2 separate regions of the Homo sapiens genome follow, and region 1 is linked to region 2. The links are chromatin loops, found by intact Hi-C in ENCODE. Cell type or tissue: GM12878. All regions are shown on one strand. Links, peaks and the distances in the headings refer to the core of each region. The heading gives the core; the rest is flanking DNA.

Evidence for each region. A loop is a pair of places that touch in the nucleus more often than their neighbours do. Peaks named below come from ENCODE experiments on the same cell type or tissue, not always from the same donor. Only the 100,000 strongest peaks of a DNase experiment are listed, where the experiment ranks them.
Region 1: it touches region 2 in a loop (17-fold over the local background); 4 of 110 quality-filtered maps call a loop at or near these places.

The regions. Positions count from the first base shown.
Region 1 is chr10:17,369,577-17,381,896 of GRCh38, forward strand. The region is part of intron 3 of ST8SIA6 (ST8 alpha-N-acetyl-neuraminide alpha-2,8-sialyltransferase 6); the gene reads right to left. Among named protein-coding and RNA genes, the nearest start is that of ST8SIA6-AS1, 11 kb to the right of the region's middle. In GM12878, for the core only: a CTCF peak has its summit at 6,595 (motif pointing left); a DNase peak (open chromatin) is centred at 6,425.
Region 2 is chr10:16,839,240-16,847,239 of GRCh38, forward strand. It overlaps CUBN (cubilin), which reads right to left. Exons shown (of 67, transcript NM_001081.4): 61 at 1,646-1,808; 62 at 1,091-1,296. Among named protein-coding and RNA genes, the nearest start is that of RSU1, 26 kb to the left of the region's middle. In GM12878, for the core only: a CTCF peak has its summit at 4,220 (motif pointing right); a DNase peak (open chromatin) is centred at 4,222.

The sequences.
Region 1 (12,320 bases), core at 1,901-9,900, 530 kb after region 2:
TTTATGGTGTTCTTCAGGGTCTTCTATTTCCATGATAATCTTTTTCTCATTGTTCTATCCACTATTGAAAGTGGATATTGAAGTTTTGAATTATTATTGTTGACTTGTTTCTCTCTTTGCTTCATGTATTTTGGTGCTGTTATTAGGTGCATACATGTTTATAATTATTATATATTGCTAATGGATGACCTTTATCATATAAAATCTCCTTCTTTATCTCTTAACTTTATTGTTTTAAAAGTCTATTCTGTCTGATATCAGTAGAGCCACTCCAGCTTTCTTGTGGTTGCTATCTGCACAATGTAACTTTTTCCATCCTTTTACTTTCAATCTATTGTATCTTTGAGTCTAAAGTGTGTCTTCTGTAGACAGCATAGAATTGGATCATGTTTTTAATTCAGTGTGACAATCACTGACTTTTTTTTTTTTTTTGGAGACGGAGTCTAGCTCTGTCGCTGCAGTGGCATGATCTCGGCTCACTGCAAGCTCCGCCTCCTGGGTTCACGCCATTCTTCTGCCTCAGCCTCCCCAGTAGCTGGGACTACAGGCGCCCGCCACCACACCTGGCTAATTTTTTTTTGTATTTTTAGTAGAGATGGGGTTTCACCATGTTAGCCAGGATGGTTTCGATCTCCTGACCTCGTGATCCGTCCGTCTCGGCCTCTCGAAGTGCTGGGATTGCAGGCGTGAGCCACCACGCCCTGCCTGACAATCTCTGACTTTTGATTGGGTGATTTAATCCATTCAAATTTAATGTTGTTATTTATATAGTTAGATTTATGTCTGCTATTTTACTTTTTGTTTGCTGTATGTTTCATATTCTTTTTTGTTTCTCTATTCTTCTTTTATAGCTTTGTTTTGACTTAGGTAAATATTTTCTAATGTAGCATCTTAACATCTTTTATAATTTTAACTATTTTCAATGTGGTTGCTCTAAGGTTTACCATACACAACTTATCAGAATCAGCTTCAAATTTATACTAGTTTAATTGTAGGGATACATAGGAATATTATTCCTACATAGCTCTATTCTTTTTTCTCCTTAATTATGATATTATTATTATAGGTATTAGGCCTATTAATGTTACAAACCCAACTATACCTTGTTATCATTATTACTTTATCATCTCTTGTCATTTCTATAGCACAGTATACCTTTGCTCCAACCCACTTCCTTGGTGCTGTTAATGGCAAACGTATGCATATATATTTGGGAAGCACTTGTAAGAAACTTGCAGGTCACTGGAAGAACTTTGTCCTTTATTTTGAGTGAAATTAAAAGACTTTGGAGCAGAGAAGTTATCTGTCTACTTACAGAAATAGGATCCCCCTACCTACTTTGTTGAAAATAGTCCTTAAGAGAGCAAGAGGTAGAAGTTGAGAGAAAATTAAGAGATGTTTGCCATAATCCAGCAGCAGGATGAAGGTGGCTTAAACCAAAGTAGGATTGGTGGGGTTAGGAAGAAATCAGCAGCTTCTGGATTTGATTTGAAGGTAGCCAATAAGATTTAATTATAGATGGGACATGGTATGGCTAAAAAGAGAGGAATCAAGGATAACTTCAAAGTTTCAGGCCCAAGGAACTGACAGGATAGACACGTCATTAACTGATACAGGGAAGAGTGCTAAAGTGCAAAGTTGAGAGGGAATTCCAGGACATCAGTGTGAGACAGACTAGGTTTGAGATCCCTTACAGGCATTCCAGGAAAGCTCTGACTGGGCAGAGATACATACAAATCTGCAAAGAGGTTCAGGTGGGAGATAGAAATTTGAGAATTGTCAGTATGGTATTTAAAAACATGAGACTAAATGAGGTCCCGGATGGATGAGGATGAAGAGAAATGAGGCCTGAGGATTGAATTCTGGGGCATCCAGTGTCAAAAATAAGGAGACGTGAGAAGGAATCTACAGTGAAGAATGAGAAGGGCCTGGGCACACTGGCTCATTCCTGTAATCTCAACACCTTGGAAGGGAGAGGTGGGAGGATGACCTGAGATCAGGAGTTTGACACCAGCCTAGCCAACATGGTGAAACCCCTTCTCGACTAAAAATACAAAAAGTTAGCAGGGCGTGGTGGTGCACGCCTATAATCCCAGTTACTTGGGAGGTTGCGACAGGAGAATCGCTTGAACCCAGGAGGCAGGGGTTGCAGTGAGCCAAGGTCATGCCATTGCACTCCAGCCTGGGTGACAGAGCAAGACTCCATTAAAAAAAAAAAAAAAAAAAAGAAAGAAAGTAAAAAATGAGAAGGGAAAGCCACTGTATGATAAATATTTGTTTAAATGTACAACTCTCTTAATATACTGTGGACTGCTAAGAAATAGAAATAATATATTTATTGTCATGCTCCTTATATACAAGAGTTCTAAATCCATTCTCAACCATGTATACTTTGAAAAAGCTCACCAGTGAGTCTAATGCACTCTCCAGGTCGAAAATAACTCTTCCTATGCTTGCCATGGTATTGGGCACTTAGTAGTTGCTTTGTATTTCTGAAATTAATATTTAATGTACGACTAGAACTTAAAAATGTCCAAAGCTTTCAGACATCAATTTTGAACAATGACAATAATTAGCCATCAGCCAGGATCTTACCAAGAGAAACCATACTGATACCCGAGCTTCAAGTAGGGTACTGCTACGTAAGATAATGCTATCTAAGTATATTTCTATCATGGACGCTTGTGTAAAATAAGTAACAAAAAGTGAGGAACGTGTGTTACTATTTTGGAGCTGGATCACTTTTGAATAGCTTCACATTATAAAATCAAAATCCAATGCTTTCCGTTTTCAAATTTCTGACTTAAAATTCTGCTGTCATTAAGAGTGGTGCCTCGGAGTAGTGGAAATAGAATAGTTAGAATTTTATCCAAATCCCAGCTCTGCTATTTGTAACTGGCTGATGTTCTGCAAGCCAACCTCAGAGCTCATTTGTCTCACTTGTAAAATTAAAATAGTAAAACCTACTCTGAAGAAATATCGCAAGAACTATACATACATTTAAATTACCTGGCAGAGAGTCGGCCCACAGAAATGGTAATTGTGACTATCACTATTGATTATTACAGTAATAATAATTATCGTCATTATGACAAAAATATAATAATGTAAAGGATTATGAACTGAGTAATGGGTTAGTTACCCATGACTATGTAACAAATTACTCCAAAACTTAGTGGCTTAAAATAACAGTAAACATTCATTATTGCACAGAACTCACAAAGTCTCTTATGACCTTTCTTGAAAGTCACACATTATTTCTGCAATATTCTATTGGTTTCATGGGGCAGCCCTCTTTAGGCTGACAGGGACTATAGAAGTGTATAAATACCAGGAAGAGAGGATCTTTAAGGCTGTGATCTGAGAGACCAAAATAGATGCCCTTTTATGAACTATGAAGGATCACAAGGTTAGGAAAACAAAAGTTACCTACAGATCGAGGGTACAGGGCATCCAGCATGGCAACTCCATAAATTCCCACGGCTGCAAGAAAAAACACACTCTTTCTAAACTCCCTAACAGGAGCTATCAGGCAATTTATCAGGCTGATTTATAACCCAGATAACCTCACCTCTGATTGGACGGAGGACAGCCTTACAAACATTGTTTTCTGACAAGCAACTCCAGCAGATCTTACACCAATTTCATCAGCTTATAGAGGCTGTGCACAAACTGTCTTTGTGTCCTATAGTTCACCTTTTGACATAAAGGAGCCAAATTCCACCTCATTTAAATCCTAAAACCCACCCCAAAGTGAATATGGGATGTATGTTACATATATAGCACATGCATTTGACTCCCCCTTATAAATATGCATAACTTTTCCCCAAAACCTGCTGAATATGTTTGACTTTACCATGTAATACAGACCCTGCGAGGCATAAAACCCAACCTGCTCTTCCTCTCTTTAAAGAGAGAGCACCTATGGTCCACGCTGGAGACTCTCTTCCCAGTTTGCAGACTGATACTGCCAATAAAGCCCTCCTTTCTACTATTTTAGCCGTTCGGATGGTCTTTTGGATGACAGTCACCTTGCAGCTCTGGCTACCACAAATAGCAAATAAACTATACCTTTAACATTGCCTGTTATATTTGAAGGCATTGAAAACAGCAACAGATTTGCTATCTTTCCCGGTGCCACTTTTAAAATTGAAAATAATTCCAATTATTTCTCAATGACTTTAAATAAATTTGATTATTTTTATTACCATGGTCTTCCCAAAAAGGCTTCATTCAAATGACTAGTTATTTGAGGAACTATGAGGAAGCCTTCTGATATGAATGCGTAATCAACATTGTAGTCTAGCAAGCCAGTGTTTCCATTTTTCTCTGAGAGAAAATTCAGTTTTGTTTCCAGTGACAAATACTTATAATAAAATAATACATGATTCCAATCTTCAGCATAGTAAAAATGATAGTAAGGAAATCTTACCAAGTGTTAATTAAGGAATTCAGATTAGGATTATGCTAGTTATCTTTTAACATCAACAACCACCACACACACACACACACACACACACACACACACACACACACACGGGAAAAGTAGTCTATTTCTCATCCTCCCACTAACAGATTGCGTGACTTTGAACAAATCATAATCCCATTTTTTTATCTTTAAACTGAGGGAGTTAAAAAAAAAAGTCATACATGCTCATAATTGAAACAAACAATATACGAATTCAAATAATTTAAGAGAGACTATGCTTTCAAACTCTTAGACTGTAGTTGTTTTTCATGTACTCTTTGAAGTACAGAATGATTGTTAAACCACCTTTTAATAAATTTGACATAACTTTTGTTTAAATGCAAACATTTTCAGAGGCTTCTATCATACTCTCAATATTATTACCTCTGCAGGGTGTGGTGGCTCATGCCTATGATTATAGGCCTCCCAGCACTTTGGGAGGCCAAGGCGGGTGGATCATCTGAGGTCAGGAGTTCGAGAGCAGCCTGGCCAACATGGTGAAACCCCATCTCTACTAAAAATACAAAAATTAGCCAGGCATGGTGGCGGGCACCAGCTTCTTGGGAGGCGGAGGTAGGAGAATCACTTGAAACTAGGAGGCAGAGGTTGCAGTGAGCGGAGATCGTACCACTGCACTCTAGCCTGGGTGACAGAATGAGGCTCTGTCTCAAAAATAAATAAATAAATAAATAAATAAATAAATAATAAATATATATATATATATTTAGCTCAACTGCCCTCCCAACTTGAAATTTTATATCAGCAAACACAGCCTTTGCTTTGATTACCAAGAAGAATTTCCCAAAATACTAAGAATGTAGTGTGTTGGTATGAATGGCTGTTTTGTGTGGATGTAATATTTTCTGATCTATAACTCTTCTTTTTTTCCAGTTTCATATATATATATTTTGAGACAGGGTCTCACTCTGTCACCCAGGCTGGAGTGCAGGGTTGTGATCATAGCTCACTGCAGCCTCAACCTCCTGGCCTCAAGCGATCCTCCAGCCTTAGCCTCCGAAAGCAATGGAATTACAGGTGTGAGCCACCATGCCCAGCTCTGGAACTCTTAAAAACTGATGAGAAAAGGCAAGTTAAAAGGTCAGAGGTGAGTAGAAAGACAAAAATGTACACATCGCTTTAAAAAGCAATCAAAGCACCATAGATTTAAAGTAGAATGGAAACAAGTCATACATCATTCTAGGCCAAGAAAATCTTGTCTATGACCAAAAATCTTTCTTCCTGATGGACAACTTGAAACTTAGGACTACTTGCATAGTTAGCAGGCTTTCAAGTGATATGCTCACACTTGGGCTTTTTGAAGTTTGATCGGCCATAATTTATGCCTTTTCTTTTCAAGCAGCAATCAGGTCATGTTGTTCTCTCCAGGATAATAGAGTGAAGAACACTTAGGGCAAGTCTTCAGTTCACTTTGCATTTCACCCTGCAAAACGGTGCCTCCCGAGTAGCAACTTTATGCCACCCCATGAGGAACATATCTTTCAGAAAATTCAATTGTTCTCAGTGATTTTAAGTGGTACAGCATGAAATAGCTCATCAAACATAGACACTCACCTATGGCGTAAGCCGCACTTAGTCTGTGCAAGGCAGATGTTCCAAATCTTGATTCTGAGCATTTGTATTTTACCCCAGAAAGCTATCTGAATACAAGTGAGCCCACCATGCATGCCCTAGCAATTGTGCAGAAAGTTACAGGGCAGTGGCTTACATGCTGTTCCTTAGAAGACATCTCAGTCCCTTACTAGAGGATCTATTTAAATGCTCCGGTGCTCAGAAGATGTACAAGATTGCTGTTGTTTAAAAAAAAGTGTTTCTTCCCACCTTTAAGAGACACCCTAGAGGCCTATAATCAATAGAATGATCAGAATGGTAGAGCTATTTAATACATACGTGGCAGAGACGCCTGGCGGATTACCACTGATTGGTGCTCCCTTTCTGTAGTACACACTTGATGCTACAAGCAGCTGCCCAGCCAGACACTCCATTCCCAAACACCCACCGCACATCAGTGCCACTTGCATTTTATTAGTCAAAACCCCCAACATGTCTCTAACATCTAGAAGGGTCAGTCCCAGATGGCAGAGAATGGGAGTGATGTGCGCCCCCTGCAGGCTGCGTGCAGTATCCGCTTTCTCTTTATTAGTAGCTACTCTTTGAGCAGCAAGATGGTTGAAAATGGCTTGATCTTAAGATGGAAGGAACCAGTATCCCTGAATCAACATCTGGGGGAAAAGCCACCCAGGAGCGTTGCCTGATAAAGAAGGAATATTTTACACTGTGCGAGAGAGAGTAAAATTTTGTGCTCAGACTTCCGAGAGCTTTTATTAGAGCAGTGTGTCTACTCTAACCAAATGGTAGAAACTGAACAAACCTAATGGTCCATTTTCTTGGGAGCCAGGACTCTTGGGGGAAATGAAAGAAAAGCATAAAAAAGAGAAGGCAAAACAACAGAAGCAGAAAAACCCAAGAAAAGGAAATAAGTTGATTTCCTGGGTCAGCACCTCTAAGTATCTGCTCTTAGAAAAATCATTTCATTTATCTGAGGCAATGAGGAATAAGATGGACAGCTTGGATATCCATAGAGACATTTTTCTAAAAATACAGGCAAGAAAGATTACAAGTAATAAGTTTGTCATACTAAAAAATGAGCGAACTAGCAGTGATAAGATGGCTATAAAGCATTTTTAATACAGTATAATATTTTATCTGGGAGATAACCTACTAGAAAGAATAGAGCTGCAGAAAGGCAGAGAAATATTCAAGGGAAGAGGATGGGGTAGAAAAAAAACAGAAAAGTACAAACTCAAAGTAAGAGAAAGAGTCAAAGAAGTTAAAATAGGTTTCAAAAAAGTATTGGTTTATAGATTTATAATTTTTTTTACATCTAGGAATTAGAGTTTGTCAAGCCTCTGAGCCCAAGCTAAGCCATCATATCCCCTGTGACCTGCAGGTATACATTGAGATGGCCTGAAGCAACTGAAGAACCACAAAAGAAGTGAAAATAGCCAATTCCTGCCTTTACTGATGACATTCCACCATCATGATTTGTTCCTGCCCCACCCTAATTAACCAGTTGACCTTGTGACATTCCTTCTCCTGGACAGTGAATCTCAGGAGCTCCCCACTGAGCACCTTATGACCTGCCCCTGCCTGCAAGAGAAAAAACCCCTTTAACTGTCATTTTCCACTACCTACCCAAATCCTATAAAACTGCCCCACCCCTCTCTCCCTTTGCTGACTCCCTTTTCGGACTTGGTCTGCCTCCACCCAGGTGATTAAAAAGCTTTATTGTTCACACAAAGCCTGTTTGGTGGTCTCTTCACATGGACACGCCTAACAGAGATGGTATAAAAATGCTTTGAAAACCTAAGAAAAACATTCATTTAATTATTTGTTTATTCAACAAAAATTAATTGAGCAACTGCTATGTGCTGCACCCTTGTGATTGGCACCAGGGGATAGGCATGTGAACAAGACATTGTCCCATTCATTTTGGAGCTCAAAATCTGAAACACAGAATAAAGAATTATGGCACAAAAGACCCTATCCCACTTGTTCTCCTAATGGCAACTGCCTAATTTTCATTTATTCAAAAAATATAGTTAAGACTAGGGGAGAAAAAGAGCACTTTTCCCTCCCACTATAACTCCATCTTTCTAAATCCTATTTTAGCAATGTGAAAGGGACAGATAGGCTGAAGAAAGAGAAAATTCTAAGTCTTTAACAGACCATGACAAAAATAGGGCCAGATAATTATTTCTAAGAAAACGAAATTACTTTTTTATCGCCATACACTGAATGGCTTTCCCCGTTGTGCTCCCTAAGTCTGTAATAGCACTGATTATGGAACACACAACCCCTGACCATAGACAATACAACCGAAAAATTAGTCTCCTGTGTGCAAAACAACACTTTTATAACAACAGGCAATTCATGCCTGCTCTCTCTAGACCTTTGCCAAACAGAATACCAGTGCAGGCTAATTATATAAGCCAGCTGAAAATTGCGTGTGTTTAATGGAAAGGCATCCCCTTAAAGAATAGCTGAGAAAAGGTCTTAGCACCAAAAACAAAACAACAGAGAAGGAGTGAGAAGGCAAACATGGGGGTATGGGCACCCGGCATTCTCATTAGCATACCGCAGTTAACCACTTTTGTTGATGCACATCAAAGAGTTGTCAAATTCTCTGCCTTGAAAAAGATGTCTTCCATGATTAGAGAATTTTCATCCTCGCTCACTCAGGTGTTTTGCAAAAACACACAGCTATTTGTCACTCTCAAGTTGAGAACTTTTGTCACTTTGGAAAGCAAAAACGGATAATGTCAGAGACCACTGAAGAGAGTCAAAGGCAAGTTTTACTCACTAATTTGCACATCTGTCAAGGAATATAGCCAGCTTTCCACAGGGTCCGATGGAGCAAAGGCCAATTTTCCCATTCTACTTTTCCTGCATCATTTTGTCTATGTCTGATGTGTGGAGGGTGCCACAAAAGGTTTGGAACTCAAGTCCCTCAGGAAAAGCTTCATAAAGATCCTCGTGTAACACCCGCATACCCAACAAACAACAAACAAAACAACAACTTCAACATCAAAACCGGCAAGTAGTGCATCTCCAATGCGTGAACTACTTTAAGTCCACCCCCAAAATCAGTGACTTTATCATGAAAGAGGAGAAGCATTTGCAAAAGTGTTCCAACCAGTCTATAGAAACCTAGAGTCCTGGCAGGAATGATGGCCTGCTCCAATGAGGGAATTTAAGAAGGGATTAAAGGAGGGACTTTTCAGCCAGGCACGGTGGCTCACACCTGTAATCCCAACACTTTGGGAGGTCAAGGCGGGCGGATCATGAGGTCAGGAGATCAAGACCATCCTGGCTAACATGGTGAAACCCCGTTACTACTAAAAATACAAAAAATTAGCTGGGCGTGGTGGCAGGCGCCTGTAGTCCCAGCTACTGGGGAGGCTGAGGCAGAAGAATCGCTTGAACCCGGGAGGCAGTGGTTGCAGTGAGCTGAGATCGCACCACTGCACTCCAGCCTGGGTGACAAGAGTGAGACTCTGTCTCAAAAAAAAAACAAAAACAAAAAAAACCGAAGGGACTTTTCCCAAAGATCTAGCTAGGCAACTTGTAGAGAAATACAGGTACAATAGTAGGGGACTATTAACAGCTTATCCCTAAGTTCAAGGGTCCAGTGGAGGGAATGGGAGAGAGGCAGAGAGAGGGAAAGCTAGAGTGAAAGTGAGAGAGAAAGAGTAAGAATGAGAAAAGGAGAGGGTGAGAGACCTAATAATCACCTTAGCGTTTGTTCCGTGATGCAGCACTTCTTTCAGTCAAGGATGTAGGCCAGGAGTGTCGGGTCACACCTGTGAAAGGAAAATATCTTGGGCCCCCAAAATCACTAAGGAAAACTCAAGCTGGGAACTGCTTAGGGCAAACCTGCTTCCCATTCTATTCAAAGTTATCCCTCTGCTCATTAAGATAGATGCATATCTGATTGCCTCCATTGGAAAGACTAATCAGAAACTCAAAAGAATGCAACCGTTTGTCTCTCACCTATCTGCGACCTGGAAGTTCCCTCCCTGCTTGGAGGCTTCCTGCCTTTGCTTCAAGCTGCCCCACCTTTCCAGACCGAATCAATGTACTTCTTATATTGATTGATGTCTCATGTCTCCCTAAAATGTATAAAACCAAGCTATGCCCGACCACCTTGGGCACGTGTCATCAGGATGTCCTGAGGCTGAGTAACAGGTGTGTCCTCAACCGTGGCAAAATAAAAACTTTCTAAATTAACTGAGATCTGTCTCTGATTTTCTGGGTTCACATTTTGGTAACCATGAAGGGATTCTGAGTGGAGATGCCCCTCACCTTTGACAAATCTCCTTTTGGTGCCTAGTACCAGCATGAGCTAACTTTATAGCTCAAACCAATAGGACAATTTGCTGAGGTCTGAGAGCACCCTCCAGAGAATCCCTGATCTCCCAAAATTTGGTTGAGATCTAAAGTTTATTTTTCTGTACAACTCCTTTTTGGGGGGACTTTACTTGCTTCCAACAGGAAGGCAAGTTTTCCTGCTTCCATGTCGATGGAAGACAGGTACCTCCTTTATGGACCTTGAGCTCACTTCCAACAGGGAAGATAAGTTTTGTTTTGTTTGTTTTTTTCCTGCTTCTAGCATGGTAGAGAGCAGTCTACAGCTTGAGACCCATGACTAAGTAAGAAACTGGTTTGGGATTCCATCTTGCCAATTATTTTAAACAACAAAAGTTAGTATTTAACAACCAGCTGGTGTTAATGTCTGCTTACACTTACAGCACTCAGAAATCATATAATTTGTGTGATCATTGTTAGTTTTGCTTAATGGTTTTGTTTTTTCTTTCTGTCTTGGTCAAATCTGAAGGGGAACCCTAAATTATGGGGAACAGGGTCTCTGAAGTGGGAGGAAAATGGCCATCAAAAGGAAAAAAAAGATTTTTAATTTTAACTACAAAAGGGGCTTTATTTACATAACAAGGCCACCTTTTTGCCAGCCAGACCAAACTGAAAGAGCAATGGCTGTACTTCTGAAATAGCAGCATTTTGTCCTAGCTGAAATATGGTAATAAGATTTAAAAAACAAATTTGTGTAAGGAGCTCCATGATTAAAAGTCAGCTTAATGAAAAGGCTAACAGCCAAGATGTGTGTGTGTATGTGTTCATGTTTGTGTGTATGTGTTCATGTTTGTGTGTATGTGTACATGTTTGTGTGAATGTATGTGTACGTTTGTGTGTTTGTATGTGTACGTTTGTGTGTTTGTGTGTATGTGTTTGTATGTGTACACGTTTGTGTGTATGCATATGTGTATATGTGTGTTTGTGCGTGTGTGTGTGTGTTTGTGTGTATGTGTACGTGTTTGTATTTGAAAGGCCTTCATGTTTTGAGGGGTTTTTTTTGTTTTTCTCTCCTAAGATTTTGTCTTTTTTTGAGCAAAAGTTTTTTTTTTTCTTTATCTTCTCAGTTGAACGAGTTCTGTCGTCACCTGATTGTTTGACTAACATAGTTATTGAAACAGAGTTTACTCGGGTTTTTAAGGAAGAGTGTAGTTTAATTTGACTCAAATAAAAATGAAAGTGTCTCCCTCTAGTACCACCAGACTTATTCTCTCTATACCTTATGATGTAAATTTTGCTATTTGATTTTCATCTGAGTTGTTTCCTTTAATGTGCAAACTTAAGGCTATTTAGCTGACAACTACCTAGGGTTGTAAAACACATTATCAAGAATCTGAAAGTCTATAATAGGAAAAAGGGGGTGGGGTTATAAATCTATAAAATGTACCTCCATCGGCATGCCTAATACGTCTTTATATGTTTTTAGGTGTTGTGTACACAATGTTTCACTAGTAAAAATACACAAAAGAGCTCTAATTAATTGGCTTTAAAAAAAAGTGCTTAAATCAAATACCAAAAAAGACTAGTCACATGCTTTTAAAGGTTATATAACTTAAGTAAAATCTTTAATAAATAAGCTGGCTTTAAAATTATTGGTAAAGTAATATTATAAGTGTCTTAAGAATTGCCAGCACACATTTTTGTTTGCATTTATTAATCAAGCAGTTTCATACTTATCCTTGCCAAATACTATGAGGTGTCAAAATTTGGCATGGGTTACAAAACTGTAAACCCAGCCCCAAACAGAATGATCTTTGCTTGTGTAATTTTTAATAAGTGAGACATTGATATGCGTTTAATGAAAATAGCTGTATCTCAAATTTAGTAAGATTATCATAACTTCTAATCCTGTGGCTTTAGGCAGTCTAGTCCACAGACAATAAAGAGGTTTGTTTTGGGAAAGAAC
Region 2 (8,000 bases), core at 1-8,000:
AGGCACATGAAGCTTTGAGAGCTCTGGACCTGCAGGACCAAGTTCAAGTTTCTCGACACACCTGATTGGAGGGCTTTGTGTATGGATGAAAAACACATTAAGCTGGAAGTAACTTAGAAAATTATTTCATCATGAAACAAACCACTCCATCAAAAAGTGGGCGAAGGATATGAACAGACACTTCTCAAAAGAAGACATTTATGCAGCCAAAAGACACATGAAAAAATGCTCATCATCACTAGCCATCAGAGAAATGCAAATCAAAACCACAATGAGATACCATCTCACACCAGTTAGAATGGTGATTGTTAAAAAGTCAGGAAACAACAGGTGCTGGAGAGGATGTGGAGAAATAGGAACGCTTTGACACTGTTGGTGGAACTGTAAACTAGTTCAACCATTGTGGAAGTCAGTGTGGTGATTCCTTAGGGATCTAGAACTAGAAATACCATTTGATCCAGCCATCCCATTACTGGGTATATACCCAAAGGATTATAAATCATGCTGCTATAAAGACACATGCACACGTATGTTTATTGCGGCACTATTCACAATAGCAAAGACTTGGAACCATCCCAAATGTCCAACAATGATAGACCGGATTAAGAAAATGTGGCACATACACACCATGGAATACTATGCAGCCATAAAAAATGATGAGGTCATGTCCTTTGTAGGGACATGGATGAAGCTAGAAACCATCATTCTCAGCAAACTATCGCAAGGACAAAAAACCAAACACCGCATATTCTCACTCATAGGTGGGAATTGAACAATCGGAACACATGGACACAGGAAGGGGAACATCACACACCGGGGCCTGTTGTGGGGTGGGGGAAGAGGGGAGGGGGGAGGGATAGCATTAGGAGATATACCTAATGTTAAATGACGAGTTAATGGGTGCAGCACACCAACATGGCACATGTATACATATGTAACAAACTTGCACATTGTGCGCATGTACCCTAAAACTTAAAGTATAATTAAAAAAAAGAAAATTATTTCATCATGGCTTCATTACTTCAAGTGTTTTGCAAATACTGGTGAAAAGGTCACTAGATGTGACTGCCATTCATCTTATAATTGTTACCTGCGGTGAGTCCTGAAGCTGTAAGTAATTCTGCGTGCAGTCTTGCGAGGTCAGCTGTAATGCCCACACAGTTATCTTGACCTGCTGATGCGGAGGGGAATCAATGACCCAAGTACAGATGGAAAATGGGACATCTGGGTCTGATGAATTGGGTGATGAAATATTTTGTGGGGTCCAAGTTGCATTGTATGTTCCACCACAAGGCACTGGAGAGGGAGGAAAAAGCAACACAGGAGACATTTTATTCATGTCTCATCTCAGGCAATCTTTGCAATTCTGTCTTCCCTGCCTCCCACCCCGGAGGAGCTATATTTTCATTACTCTATTAAGAATTCAGGGTTTATATCCTTGACTAAAGATTGTATCAAATTTGTACCACAGATTAAACATACAGTAATTAACATGGTGTTTAGCAATTGACATTGAGTTTAGATAGTAATTGACATTGAGTTTAGTAATTAACATTGAAATTTCGATATAATAAGCAGGGCATTCTTTTCAGTGCATAAATACATGTGTATTTCATAACATATAAAAATGCTTCTATTTACTCACTGTCCATGATGGTGTATGTAGCATTAAATCCTTCCCTCTCTAATGTTAAGTCACTGATGAATTGAACCGTAAGGAAGTTACCAGAAGAGATAAAAGGAGCAGGTACTGTGGAACCACAAAACGTTCCAGCCAAGTTCGCATTTTCACTATCCCCATCATATAACTGAGAAGAAAAACAATTCATTACTTCTCCATTACTTACAAAAAATTGCATATTTCACACTAAATTGGACGCGAAGTTGCAATAGGTCACGGTAAACATTTTTACATTGATTTTCTTAGAGGTAGTCTTAATTTAGGAACAGAATTATAATTGGATTGATTATATTATGACTTTCAGGAAAAACCTGTTATGACGCCTAACATTTTTTTCCTCTTTGGGAAATATATGATTTTTAAAAGAAGGTGTTATGAGAGTCCGCTCACCCACTGCTACTTTAACCTCTGCACCGACTCACACTATGGCCCCAACTGCTCTGATCTCTTGCCTAGATGATCACTGCAGCCTCCCATGAAGCCCCTGATTCTGCTCGTGTTCCTCTTTAGTGTATCCTCAAAATGTCATCGAGAGGATACTGTTAAAATGTAAGTCACACCATGTCACTGCTCTGCTGAAATCCTCCTAACTGCTTCCCATCCACTCAATCAAACAGCCAAAGGCATCACAATGGCTTTCTCTCCTCTCCCACCCCTGACCTTTCTAATCTAATTTCTTATTGTCTTCACTTTGTTCGATTCCGCTTCTTGAGCCAAACCAGGTGTGTTGCTGCTTCTTGGGTATGGCATTTGCTGTTCACTTTGCCTGGAATGCTCTTCCCTGTATATCCACATAGTTTGTCCTCGTGCATTTCTTCAGGTCTTTACTCACATATCCCCAACTCGGCCGGGCGTGGTGGTACACCCCTGTAATCCCATATACTTGGGAGGCTGAGGCAGGAGAATAACTTGAATCTAGGAGGTGGAGGTTACAGTGAGCTGAGATGGTGCCACTACACTCCAGCCTGGGTGACAGTGCAAGACTGTCTCAAAAAAAAAAAAAAAAAAAAGATATCCCCAACTCAATAAGGCCTTCCAGATGTAAACTCTCCCAACATTCCCATCTCCTTTCCTGCTTGATTTTTCTCCACAGCAACTGTTACCTTCTTCTATATACTACATATTTAGCTTTTTTTTTTTTTGAAATAAGGTCTCACGCTGTTGCCCAGGCTGGAGTGCAGTGCTGCAATCATAGCTCACTGCAACCTTGAACTTCTGGGCTCAAGTGATCCTCCCACCTCAGCCTCCCAAGTACCTGGGACTACAGGTGCATGCCACCATGCCTAGCTAATTAAAAAAAATTTTTAGAGATGGGGTCTTCCTATGTTGTCCAGGCTAAACTTGCTTATTTCATTGGCTTTCTCTCTGAAGACAATACAAGTTCCATGAATGTACAGATTTCTTTTCTGCTCACTGCCATGTTCCCAGTTTTTAGAAAAGTGTCTGCACGTGAGAGGCTCTCAATAAATATCTAATAAATAAATAAACAAGTGCTTTGATTCCTCTGTCCCACTAGCCCTCCCAAAACTGTTCTCCCAGAGCCATCTTTACCTCAATGTTTCAAGCCTACAACTTTAGTCATCTCTGATTCCTCTCTCTCTCTCTTCACTCCACAACTACTCCAATCTACCTTCAAAATATATCCCAGAGGGCTCCATCTCCAGGTGATCTCCATCGTCCTTCACCTGTTCCCACTGAAACATCTTCTTAATAGGCCTAATTCCGGAGCAGCCATAGTGTTCTCCACTGAACTGCCTGCATGTCTGCAAACTCCAATGAGGTGATGCTCCTGCTCTGTCTAAAATGCTTCGGCAGATCCCCATTGCACCTAAAGTAAAATTCCAGCTCCCTCCCACAGTCTGCAAGCCCCAGCTGCTCTGGCCTGTGCCTCCTTCCCAGGCTGCCCACACCTCACTGCTAGCTGCACTTCCTTCATCCCAGGAGGACTCCTGTCCACAGCCCTGTTCCTGCTGCTCTTCCTTCCTCAGGTGAAGCTGAACCCACACAGCTAAGGACTCCCTGTCATGGGCCCTCACCTGACATGTCACCTCCTCAGAGAAGCCAATGCTATTGAATGTTGCCCTCCCATAGCATCATCCTGTTTTATTTTCCTATTATAATCAAAACTGATCTTATTTATTGTTTATTTACTTTGTCCGGTCTCTTTCCCAACAAGGATGTAAGTCCCACGTGTGGGGAGACAGAGACTCTGTCTGACTTCTTCACTGTGGTGTCGCCAGCACCCAGAACAATTCCCAACCATGGCTCCCTTCTAGAAACATCCATCGAAATAGTGGGTGCTTGGATTTCCCTGAAACACATAACTAGAAAATGTTTTCTTCTGAGTAATCTCCATTGTACTTCTAAAATGAGTGTCTGTGTGTATCTAACTCCAAATATTCAATTCATAACAGAGCTATGTGTTCAAGGCCTCAGAACAGCCATGACCATGACCACTGACATTATTCTAAAGTGCTAGGATTATGTAAGACAGGAATGACTAAAACCAGTCATTGTAAAAGAAAAAGAAATGCACCACTAGATGGCACTGTCTTTCCAACTTAAACATGATTTTAGTTAATTCAGAATCAGATGAAACTCGAGTTTTCTAATCTTCACCCCTTTGTTTCATGGAAGAGCACATTTGCCAAGTTTTAGGTCATGCACTTTTTCTGGTAAACAAGTTAAAATTTCATGATAATCATTGCTGTCTTTATGATCACATTTATATTAGCAAGCATTTTTATTCTGGGACCTGTATGCCAGGCCTCTGTGCTAGATCCCAGGCATACAAGGACATGTAAAGCCCTTTCCAGATCTTCAAGACATAAGACCCCTTCATGAACAAAGGAGAGTAAAGGTCTACAAATTAAATATACAAATACATATATTTGTGTAATATGCACATACACTATGCATACACATAAATATATGTGTATATAAATTATATACAAAATAGAGAAAAATAAGTGCTACAATAAAATAATGGGAGTGTATCATGAGAACCCACGTGATGGAGACAGACATTTGGGTTGGCCCTTAAATGTAAGTAGAGACCTTCCAGACCTGCGGGGCGTGGTGGCTCATTCCTGTAATCCCAGCACTTTGGGAGGCCGAGGCAGGCGGATCGCCTGAGGTCAGGAGTTCGAGACCAGCCTGACCAAAATGGAGAAACCCCATCTCTATTAAAAATACGAAATTAGCCAGATGTGGTGGCGCAGGCCTGTAATCCCAGCTACTTGGGAGGCTGAGGCAGGAGAATTGCTTGAACCCGGGAGGCAGAGGTTGCAGTGAGCCAAGATCGCACCACTGCATTCCAGCCTGGGCGACAAGAGCGAAACTCTGTCCCCAAAAAAAAAAAAAAAGACCTTCCAGACCTACAAAACAGGAAGGGTATCCCAGCCAGACAGTAATAAATGCCAGGCCATGGAAGTGTGAAATGCATGGCACGTGTCAACAACTTCTGACCCCCTTCATTGGCCCTGGAGGCCAGGGTGAGAGAACAGGAGAAATGACGAAGTCCAACAAACAAAGCTGTGAAGTTCCATACATTTCATCCAAGGAGTCTGGATCTGATCCTACGTGATGTAAGATCAGATTTGGGTTTTAAATGGATAACTGGTAAATGTGAAGGAAGGTAGGAGGCAGAAGCCAGGGCTGGATGGAAGGAAATGACATACATACCTGGCCCCAAGCTGGTCTTGTGTTAGTTCATTCATTGCCACAGTAAGATTTCTCCTAAGTGAGTTGAAATAGCTTGTGGCCTCGGGATAACTGACATAGGAGGCTCTAAACTCCTCTGCCTCAAACCCAAGATCTCTATCTGCTCTCTTGTTCTCTGATAACACTAAACCTTCACTACAGACTTTTGCCAGGTTGCCCTACAATGCGTTGCAGGGGACGCCCTATCCAATGATGAGGAGGGGGAATCATATATAAACTGGGATATAAATGGTGCCTTTAGGATCTACACCATTATACGCAGCTACGGGCCACATTCTGGGAGCAAACATTTCCTGGCACAACTGCGATGGACCTGGAGCTTGAATTACGTTCTAAGTCTTGTGGATGTGGGTAAGTGCTGAGAAGAATGTTATATTTTCTCAACTTTTAGAAATCTGATCATTTTAGAATCTGCTAAAGATCCTGAAGGCATTGTACAAATAACTTAGTGGCAGGCAGGCTCTGCTACAACCACGGCAAAATCCCACATTTCACCCAGCTATTGACTTGAGCAGTTAGAAAAACTGGGAAAGAAAATTTTTGGATTTTAATTTCTATGAACTTTTAATGCACAAGGGCAATAGACTTTGATATTGGACTACAATTCTTTTCAAAGGTAATAATTTCATACATTAATATCCTTAGGACTTTATCTTTTAATATTTTCCTGGGAATTTGATCACAAGAGGATTTTGATATTCTTACTGGGAGCAGAATCTTAGAGTATCTTCATGAATTCTTTGATCTTATTGCAGAACCTCTGATGAGGTCTGCTGGGCAACATGCCAGGGCATAATTTAGTATGGGAAGAAGAATAGAGAGTGACTTTTCCAGTTTGGGGCTAAACTCTGACCCATTTCAGAATCTTCTGGAGAAAAAAGTTATACTAGTCCCAGATGTCTGGGAAAAAGCCACAAAGAAGCAATGATTAGAATCAGCTCTACAAGAGCAGGAGTTTTCCTAGTATTGTTTTCTAAAATCTCAATGTTCTTCTCTAGTTCTTGCAGCAATGTCTAGAATATAGTAGGTATGCTAATTAACACTGAACTGAATGAAAGAATGAATGAATAGTAGGTACGACCTCATGTGGATAGGAACGTGATGCCTTCCATAGACTGCTGATCCTCTCCCCAAAGATGGACAGCCCCTCCTCAGCTCCAGTGTCTGACACAGACTGAATGGTTAAGCCCGGTGCATTAAGTCAGACCTTCTCAATGAGGTCAATACCACCCCATAGGGAGTGTTTTGCACAAGTGTGGTGGTTTTTGGGTCATCACTATAATTTGGGCCTATAACTGGCATTTAGTAATTCACAGGACAGTTTTGCAAAGTGAAGATTTTTGTCCCACATAACTTTTGAATGTCCTGTCAGACATTTGTGTAAAAAAAAACTTGTTTATAATTATTTGATCCCAGAACCTAAGTCCATTTTATATATAAACACAAAAATATTTTTGCACAGTTTTGATATGCACCAAATTTCCAGAAATGCAATTATTGTGTAAGCTGAGGGAAGACTGTACTTTGTTTGGTTTAGAAATGTTTGTTTTGAGTTTTTCCACCATTCTGGAAACTTATCTTGCAGATGGTGATGCTGCTATTGGCATGCGGGTTGCAAATATAACCCACCCGTATTTGTTTACATTTATACTTTTTATTCACCACCATTCTACATATAAAAGGAATCTATTTTATTATGTGACTTTGTGTAGCAGTGTTAGAGTATTTACATATACGAAGACACACTATTTTATATACTTTCCTTTTATTTCTCCTTTTCATTGCCTTTGGGATAGTACAGTGATTTTCTGAAATTACATTATGGGTAGGTTATAGCATAGATGACATTCACTTCAGGTGGGAAAGGAAGGATTACAAAATATTGGCTATGAAAAGGGGCAGTGACACCTGTAATCCCAGCACTTTGGGAGGCCAAGGTAGGTGGATCACCTAAGGTCAGGAGTTCGAGACAAGCCTGGCCAACATGGTGAAACCCCGTCTCTACTAAAAATACAAAAATTAGCTGGGCATGGTGGTGCATGTCTGTAATCCCAGCAACTTGGGAGGCCGAGGCAGGAGAATCACTTGAATTCGGGAGGCAGAGGTTGCAGTAAGCCAATATCACACCATTGCACTCGAGCCTGGGTGACAAGATAGAAACTCTGTCTCAAAAAAAAAAAAAGAAAAGAAAAAGAAAAAGAAAAGGGGCACGGATGGGGTTGAGGAAAAACTGGGCAATGTTAGGATGAGGACCTCTCTCTGCTGGTTCCATACTTCCTGGCAGAAAAAGTCAGCTAGGTTCATGCTCCTCTCAGTTTCGTAAAGGATAACAAAAGGGAGTGAGTTTCTGTTCATTTTGTAAATTCCAGCTCAGCCATCACCCTCTAGAAAGCCTTTCCTAGCCAAAACAAAGCCAATCAGAGCCTCTTCTGCTCTGCCCTTCTATGTTGTTTCTATTTATGATTTTTGTCATGTTATGCAACACGTTATACAATGTGAAAAAAATGTCCGTTATTTAAATGTGTTTGGCCGGGCGTGGTGGCTCATGCCTGTAATCCCAGCACTTTGGGAGGCCGAGGCGGGCGGATCCCAAGGT